Regions from separate parts of the Homo sapiens genome. Here region 2 is linked to region 1. A link is an interaction called in ENCODE POLR2A ChIA-PET data of the cell type or tissue named here. Cell type or tissue: PC-3. All regions are shown on one strand. Each heading gives the region's core, and the rest is flanking DNA. Links, peaks and the distances in the headings are about the cores only.

Region 1 (4,401 bases), core at 166-4,165:
AATTAATATGCTTAATTATCAGCCTTTAATATTGCAGGACAGAGTCTATTAACTGAGATTTATCTGGTCTGCTAAGCACGCAACAAGATGATTTTAATAATCAAGTTTTATAAATGGTTTACCATGAAAACTGTAGTCTACATCTTTCAGTCAAAGGGAAATAGAAGATCAAATGATTAGGTTAGTCCATAGATAAAATTCCAAATTTTATATGAGTTTCCTTGATAAGAGCCCTCTAAAGGGGTCTTAACACATAGGTTAGCTCTTGTGCCACTAAAAATGTTGTCCTTTTTGACATTTAGAATCTTTGTTCACTTTGTAAGTAGAAATCTCTTGCCCATAAAAACATGAACAAATATTTACAACTCTTCAAATTGTAGTTCTATTTTAGGTTTGAAATACACAACATTTGTACAAGTTAAAAATGGAGATTAGAATCTTATAATGTAGGATTTGGACGAGATGACTTCTAAACACACCTATAGTTCTCAAATCCTAGGTATGACAATAAGTGATTGTATTAGTTCATTTTCATGCTGCTGATAAAGACATACTCAAGACTGGGCAATTTACAAAAGAAAGAGTTTTAATTGGACTTACAGTTCCATGTGACCAGGGAAGCCTCACAAACAGGGTGGAAGGCAAGGAGGAGCAAGTCATATCTTACAGGGTGGCAGGCAAAGAGAGAGCTTGTGCAGGCAAACTCCCATCTTTTAAAACCATCAGATCTTGTGAGATTCATTCACTATCACGAGAACAGCACAGGAAATACCCGCTCCCATAATTCAATCACCTCCCACCAGGTTCCCCCCATGACACGTGGGAATTATGGGAGTTACAATTCAAGATGAGGTTTGGGTGGGGACACAGCCAAAACATATCAATAATTGAGTAATTGCTATATCTTATGTACAATGGGATTAGTGTGATAAATTTACTCATTCGGAAAAAAGAGAAAGGATCAGCAAAAGGGAGAAAAAACTTTCAATATTAACAATTATTTATTAGTGGTCTTAGTATTACAGAATCCAAATACCATAGAACTTTAAAATAGTCTGAAAACAAAGAGATTTAGATAATTTTTTCTCAAATAATTATTATTAAGAAGATTGCTGAATCTTGGATAATCAGTATCTTTATAATTTCTTCATTATGCTAGTGTTGTGTATTGTGCAATTTCCTTATTACAATGCTTCATGGGCTAATGACGCAATAGCAGATGTGTATCATGGATAAATGAGAAAAGCTTGTAGATTCTCAGTTCTGGAAAAGCCTTGGAGCTCATGGAGTGTGGTTAAGAAGGCAGGCTCTGGAATTTGATATTAAAGTTTGAATCCTGCTCTGTCATATACTCCTATGGGACCTTGAACAAGCTGCATATCCTCTCTGCCTCAATGTACTCATTAGCTAATTGGGATAATAATAGTACTGATCTCATAGGGTTATTGAGAGGATTAAATGACTTAATACATGGCAAGCGCTGAGGATAGTTCCTGGCACATAGAAAATACAGTGTTAAATATTCTCTGCTATACCTGGCCAGGATTCTCATTTAAAAGATGAAAAAGTGAAAGTCATCAGTAGCAAATCACTTTTTATATTCCAGAGAATAGAGCTTTGTTTGTCATAGATATAAATCTGTATGATAAATCTCACTGTATTCTACAGTGAATAATGACAGCTCATCCTGAACTTTGAAAATAACTTTTTTTTCAATAAAAGAATGAGTTCAGTTTGACTCATGTGGTCCAGTACAGGGTCACTCCAGGGCTGGCCTTATAAGTCATTGGAACATCTAACTGTCTATGTCGTGTCTTTAGGAGATCTGGGAATGCCCCTTGTCAAAAATAATTTCCACCCACTGACTGATGTCTGCAGTTTTCTTTAGTTTAAGGAGTTGTCCCCTGTTGAAACACACATTTTTCTATTAGAAATAACAATTTGAGTTTTTAAAAATCATTTCTATAATCTTGTAAAAGACAATTCAAGAGATAGATTTTGATAAAGGGGAAAGGAGAAGAGAAAATGAGGATTCCGGGTCCTACAAGTGAACCATCCAATTGAAGTGGTCTGGGAACTTTGATAGCAGATTTCCCCACATTTTTTAATTTGTATAAATTTACAGGGTATAAATGTAGTTTTGTTATATTCATAGATTATGTAGTGGCAAAGTCAGTGCTTTTAGGATACCCATCACCCAGATAACATACATTATACCCATTCTCCACAATTTTCCTTGTAATCAGCTTTCCACCTCAATATTCCTAAAACAACATCTATCCTGGAATGAATGAGTCTGACTCTTTTCAGTGCACTAAGCCATATGCTGGGCACGATAAAGGAGGCAGAAGACTGAAATGACACAGTTTCTGTCCTTGCAGAGTGTACAATCTAGTAGCAGACAAAATACATGCACATGTAACTACAATAAATTGCTAAGCACAGCAGAGGCATGGAAATGAGCAGAAGTCAGTGGGAGATGACAGACCTGCACTTCTCCCCCTTGCAAGCAAAGTGCCTCCAATGGTATAGGAGAGAGCATGCAGAAGAAGCCTGACGGCCCATATAAGAGTGAAATTCCTTTCAAAGCATCTATTTCTTTTCTTGTTTATTTTAATGGAGCATCAAATCAGTATTTTAATTTGCTTTACAACCATGGAAATTTATGTTCCAGGGAGATGCCACGTTGATCCTGTGGCTTCTTATATAAGCAGATATAATGCCTTGTAACCCTGAGAATCAGGGTGACTTAGTCTGGTGCTTAGGTGTACGGAAGTGTGCAACCTAGCACCTAGAACCTTTCCTGCGTTAATGTCGTCATTCATCACCCACCACTGCTTACATAATTCCATTAGAAGCTATGATTCACAGTCTGGAAGGAAGCAAGGGATAGAGTGGCCTATGCTTTCTTTTCCATACACCAATTACAACCTGCTGATATTCCAACACCATTTGAATCAATAACTGGCAGAGAGAGAAAAGGATTGGGGAAAAATTAAGTCTCTGTAGGAGGTTCATGGTGATCATAACCCTACAGGGACCTTAACATTGTCAAGTGTGCCTGTAAGGGCCTGGCTTTCCCATTTGAAGTCCAATATTTTGATATATGCAAGATTATCCAAGATTCAGAAATCTTCGCAATAATAATTATTTAAGAAAGATTTATCTAAACGTCTTTATTTTCAGGCTATTTTAAAGTTTCATAGTATTTGGATTCTATAACACTAACAACACTAATAAGGCTTATTTTTTTTCTGTTCTAAGCAACATAAACAAGGAGATACTAGTTTTTAACCACTCTGGAAATAAATAAAGCTAAACTGAAGCATTCTCTACTCCCCTTCATTTTCCTTCCCACTTTTGAACTAGTTGGAGTTTTGTCTAACGTATTCTAATTGCTTTTGTTTGTGCAACAAAGAAAACATTGAAATTTGTATAATTTCTGGGCAGAACTAGTATGTTGTACTTCAAGGCTTTTTTATGTTTAACTTTATGAGTGTAACTTTTTTGTTTAAAGTAATATTGATGTCACAAATATTTTCAAATTCAGTAGATACTAAAAATTATTATAATTTTTTTTTGAAATGGAGTTTTACTATAGTGCTCAGGCTGGAGTGCAGTGGCTACTAAAAGGCATGATCCCACTATTGGCCAGCAAAAGAGTTTTGACCTGCTTAGACTCACGAGAAGGTCTTGTGAGTCTGACTTCTTAGAAGCTGTCATGTGAAAGCTGTGCCGGTGACTGGCTTCCCTGATCCTGCCCTGCTCCAGTCTGAGCCTCACTGACTCCGAGTGTTCAGCGTTTTAGTTGTGGAAATGAGTTGATAATTTGCACAGGCTGGCTCACCCTTTCTTGGGCAAACTGGTGGTTCCCCTGCTCCCCGGAGGTCACCATATTGATGCCAAACTTAGCGTGGACACCCAATTGGCATAGTGCACTATAGCCCAGAACTCCTGGACTCAAGTGATCTTCCTGGCTCAACCTCTCAAGTAGCTGGGATTACAGGTGTGTGCCATCACACTCAGCTAGATTGTTTTTAATTTAAAAATGTTACTGGACAGCGTTAGCACCTTTTAACAAGAATTTATTTGTGCCCAACACCATGCTTAGCACTTAATGGGCATTCAATAAACATTAATTCAATGGATGGATGAATGAAATACTACAAAAAGCAAATTAATCACAGAATCCCTTTTAAAAACATGAATGAAAGCACTGCTGTGATTATGTTGTAGGTAAATTCATGATATTTTCTATCATTGGTGTATTTTGGTGAATAAATATTACAAGATCAATTCATAAAATCTTCGAAGAAATGGTTCTCTAGAAATAATTCAGTTTTTTATCATTCTGTAATTTTGGCCAACTGTGACGAGAAAACATTTTCATTTGTGTCTGTC
Region 2 (4,401 bases), core at 72-4,071, 110 kb before region 1:
ATCCTCCAGACATTCTCCACACTAAATCCAGAGTATGTAGAATGTATCTAATCATATCATCTGCTTTGTTAACATCTTTAAATGTCTTAAATGTCTTTCCATTGCTCTTGGGATAAAACCCCCACACCGTTATGGCAGGTTAAGTCCTGTTTGGTCTCTCTCCTGCCTTCCTCTTCAGCCTCCTTTCAAGAGACATTTTCCCTGTGTCCTGCACCCCAGCACCCTGGGCACCTTTCACTTGTTGGAACTCTTTGCTCCATGGCTGTAAGGATTTCTGGCAGATTTCCTGTGTCAGAAACACTCTTCCACCCACTGTCCTGAACTTTGATAGCTCCTTCTTAGTCAGATCTCTGTACAAACATTGTTTCTAGGGAAGCCTTCTTGGAACTCTTGTTTAAACTAGGGCTTTGTTCTTTCATAGAACTGGGTTCCTTCCCTCAGAATACATGTCAGTTTGTTTCAGGCCTTTAGATCTATGTGGATCTCAAAGTGTGATCCCCAGACCAGCAGCATCTGTACCACCTGGGAACTTAGACATGCAAATATTCAAAACACCCTAGAACTCCTGAATCAGAAACTCTGGGGATGGAGCCTAGCAATCTTTCTTTTAAAGAACCCTCCAGGTGGTTCTGCTAAAGGCTCAGGTTTGAGCTACAGCTTCAGATTGCAAGCTCCACAAGAGTAGGACAGCTACCTCCTCTCCTCTCCTCTCCTCTCCCCTCCCTACCCCTCCTCTCTACTCTTCTTCCTCTGCTCTCCTCTCCTCCAACCCCTCCCCTCCCCTCCTCTCTACTCTTCTTCCTCTCCCCTTCTCTCCTCTCCTCTCCTCTCCTCCATCCCCTCCCCTCCCCTCCTCTCTACTCTTCTTCCTCTCCCCTTCTCTCCTCTCCTCTCCTCTCCTCCATCCCCTCCCCTCCCCTCCCCTCTCCTCTCCCCCTTCCTCTCCCCTCTTCCTCCTCCTCCTTGCTTATGGTATGCTCTCAAAAGTTATTTGTGTAGGGAATACAGCATAGAAAATTCACGCATCCAGAAATTGAAATAAATTCCATACATGTGATATATTTCTGGAGTCTGAACTTCTGGAGTCTCATAGAAAATCATTGGATTTTCTCTGAGAACATTTTTAGATTATCTTGGGCAGACAAATGATCTCATCGTTTTTAAACCTCCTTAATTGATAAAACAGGTAACTGCAAAGTAGATAAATTTTACTAGGAATAACAGATTATTAAGTCATATTGATATGCTCAATGACTGTTGACAATATATGCTTATTGAAAAATATCAGATATAAAAAAACCTAATAAATGTCCTTCTTTCACATATCTCATGATGACGTTATTGACCCTTTTGTGACAAAATAACAGATGTGATACCCAGTTTCTCATAATAATTTCTTTTCATTTCACTGGGTCATCAAACATGGATAATGTGAATTTTTAAAAACAATCCCCATGTGGACAAAAATTCTAATTTTTAAAGTAGATGCTCCTAAATATGCGATTAAAATCCTCTGTCTCTGGCTTATTTTGAAATTCTAACTTTTTATACAAATAAGTCAGAACAGGCTCTCTTATACTTTAATTAAAGACAGGTATTCAGCGTTCTTCAGGAGAATGATGCCCTCCTCTTAGAAACTTACCTTCAGGACTCACAGGGGCATGCAGTGTTTGCTCCTATTCCTTTGATCAGGAGAAGACCCTGTATATGAAACCTGGGCAAACATTGCCTTCTGGCTGTACTGGCCAGGTAGAAGGCAGCCTCTGGAACACTGGCTCTTTGTGCTTAATTTGTGCTTAGAAGTGCAGGTGGCTGGTTCCTTTGTTTCAACAAAGGTTGCTGGCCAACATGCTTGGAAAAAGAAACTGTTTGGAATAATGCACTTTCTGCTAAAATTTATTACATCATGTTAATTAAACTTACTAAGGACAGGATTGTACACGTGCCTTTTGAGCTGCCCTTAGAAGAGGCATAGACTGCAAAGTTTTTATTAGGTTACTAAGTAGCAGAAAAAGTCTGATAGGTTCTGAGAGTGAAATCTGGTTGGTATTCTAAAACTGGATTTAAACTTCTCCATTAATTTTTTTTTAAATACATGGTTAGCATTTATTCACCTCTAAAGTGCCCAGATTTCAGCCTATGACCTAAAGTGAAAATACTTTGAAAGTAACCATAAAAAACATTTATTTTTATTTTTTTCCACCCAGCTCACTGTGTGAAGCAGTGTGCAATGATGACTCCAGGCAATAAAACAGCAACTGGAAGCTTAGTCATTTCAGTACAAAGCTAACCTGTGCCAATACCCTTTGAACAGGGAAGTTTCTAAACTCAGAGAATTCTCATCCAGTAGTGGGATATAAACGTTATGTTTCCTACTATGCTATTATTAATATCAGGACCTCTTATTTTACTGATCATATGCAATCCTCATGAAATTTGCTGAAACCAAAATTTTGATTATGAAGATTCTGCTTAACTATTAATTTCCATTCTTTTCATGTAGTTCTGTGCAGGAAAATAAAAATACCTCAATAAATTGCTAATTTTTGTCTTGTTTACCACAACAATGCCTAGTAAAGAGAGGGAGCTAAAAAACTACTTGCCAAGTGAATAAATGAGTAGGGGTGTTTGCCAGATTTGTGGTATGCTGGATATCATAGTTGGTCAGTGGCATTGTTATAATTTCTGGTGACAGCCTGGCAGAGATTTCCCCTAGCTCCAGGAATTTTGTTTATGTTAGGAGGTCAGAAGTTCTCAGAACTTTAATCCTTTCCTATGGTGAGAATTTGTTCTCAGTACTTCAGTATGCATCAGAATCACATGATTAGTTCTGGGGTGAAGCCAAGGGTCTATACTGTGAACAGGCATCTGAGTCAGAAGCAGGTGGTCCATGGACCTCATTTTTAAGAAATGCTTCTTATTCAATCTCAAATGTAATGTGTCCAGAACTGAATTCCGGATCCTCAACTGCAAACCTGCTCCTCCTGTAGCTCCTGCTTCTCCTCATGATTTCAGAAAATGTTAACTCCATTTTTCTAGATCAAAATTTTTAGAATTATCCTTGGTTATTCTCTTTCTCTCACACCCATGTCTAACCCTTCTGGAAATCCTATTGTGTTGGTCTTCAAACTATATCCAGAATCTGACCATTGTTTTCTACCTCTACTGCTGCCACCTTGGTTCAAGCAACCTTCATCTCCACCCTGGACTGTCAGCTCCTTGGTAACTTCTCTGTTTCCACTCTTGTCCCCTCTCTACTCTGTTCTTAACACAGCAGCTAGACTGATATTGCCACTCATGTGCTCAATATCCTTCCACAGCTTCTCATCTTATTTAGTGGGAAAGATCAAGCCTCATAATGGCCTATCAAACCCTACATGTTCTGAGCCCATTTGGCTTCTTCTCCTGCTGTCTTTCTACTTCCATTTCCCCACACTGTTCTCCCTGACCCTTACAAATATGCATCTGCCTTAGGGCTGTGGAGTTGCCATTCCCCTTGCCTGGAATACCTGCGAAAGCTGCATGGCTTGCTTTCTCCCTTTCTGCAGGCTTTTCCTCCAGTGCTTCCCGCTCACTGAGGAAGGAACTAGGTTATATGCAATCAGAACCCTTTCCGCTCTCTATCTCTAGCACTCTTTACTCCATTTCCTCAGCATTTATCTTATGTATTGACTGCATCCCGACTTTATGATGTAACTCCATGAGAGTAAGGGTTTTGTTTGGTTCATTACTGAATGCTCAGGGTCCAAAAATACACCTGCTCACAGTGAGTAATCAGTAAGTGTTTGAGGAATAAGTCAGTGGATCCTTTATCCTTTGCATCAGGTCTTTTTCCCACTGCTTATAGTTCATCCTTATCTTTCAGCTGTGGCTTTATTTCCATATTTGATCATATTTGTTTCCTTCACTTTCCTACTGCCCAACCCTGCATCATTCACTTCTCCTTCTCTCTGTCATTTATTTGGCTTTTTTCCTTTTTCCACCCCCCATAAGATTTGGGTCATGTTTCAGTACCACTTATTTTTTCATGATTTCATCTCCTCTCAGCCCCCAGCCTCTGCTGTAGCTTGGCCAGTTTCAGTTTTCATCTCTACTCTTATAGCTTTTAAGCCCTTACTCTATTGTTCCCAAAGCAATATGAGATACTGTTTGCTGCGTACAAGAAAAGCTGTGGATGTTGGCCATATATTGCATAATCTAATGTCAAGAGGGAACCAGTAAAAATAAAGTGTCATGAGGAGCAAGGGATGGAGAGGTTAGGACAGGACATAATGTTTTTGGCCCTGGGGTTAATTCTTTAGAACTATCATTTATGAGAAGCCTTAGATCTTTCACCTAATGCTGCTCTTCAATATTATCCCAACTATTAAAACAGAAATGTTGCTTTTAATAAAGTAAAAC

What was found. ChIA-PET counts read pairs that join two places held together with the same protein. Peaks named below come from ENCODE experiments on the same cell type or tissue, not always from the same donor. Only the 100,000 strongest peaks of a DNase experiment are listed, where the experiment ranks them.
Region 2: POLR2A ChIA-PET joins it to region 1 with 5 read pairs; 1 of 35 experiments calls an interaction of 5 or more read pairs at or near these places.

What each region holds. Positions count from the first base shown.
Region 1 is chr4:73,720,384-73,724,784 of GRCh38, forward strand. INKILN (inflammatory MKL1 (MRTFA) interacting lncRNA) reads right to left here and starts at 687. Exons shown (of 3, transcript NR_185098.1): 1 at 601-687. In PC-3, for the core only: no CTCF peak of the experiment used is centred there; DNase peaks (open chromatin) are centred at 1,338, 1,758 and 2,818; H3K4me3 peaks cover 286 bases; H3K27ac peaks cover 4,000 bases.
Region 2 is chr4:73,607,121-73,611,521 of GRCh38, forward strand. The region is part of intron 2 of RASSF6 (Ras association domain family member 6); the gene reads right to left. Among named protein-coding and RNA genes, the nearest start is that of RASSF6, 11 kb to the right of the region's middle. In PC-3, for the core only: no CTCF peak of the experiment used is centred there; a DNase peak (open chromatin) is centred at 2,261; H3K27ac peaks cover 2,342 bases.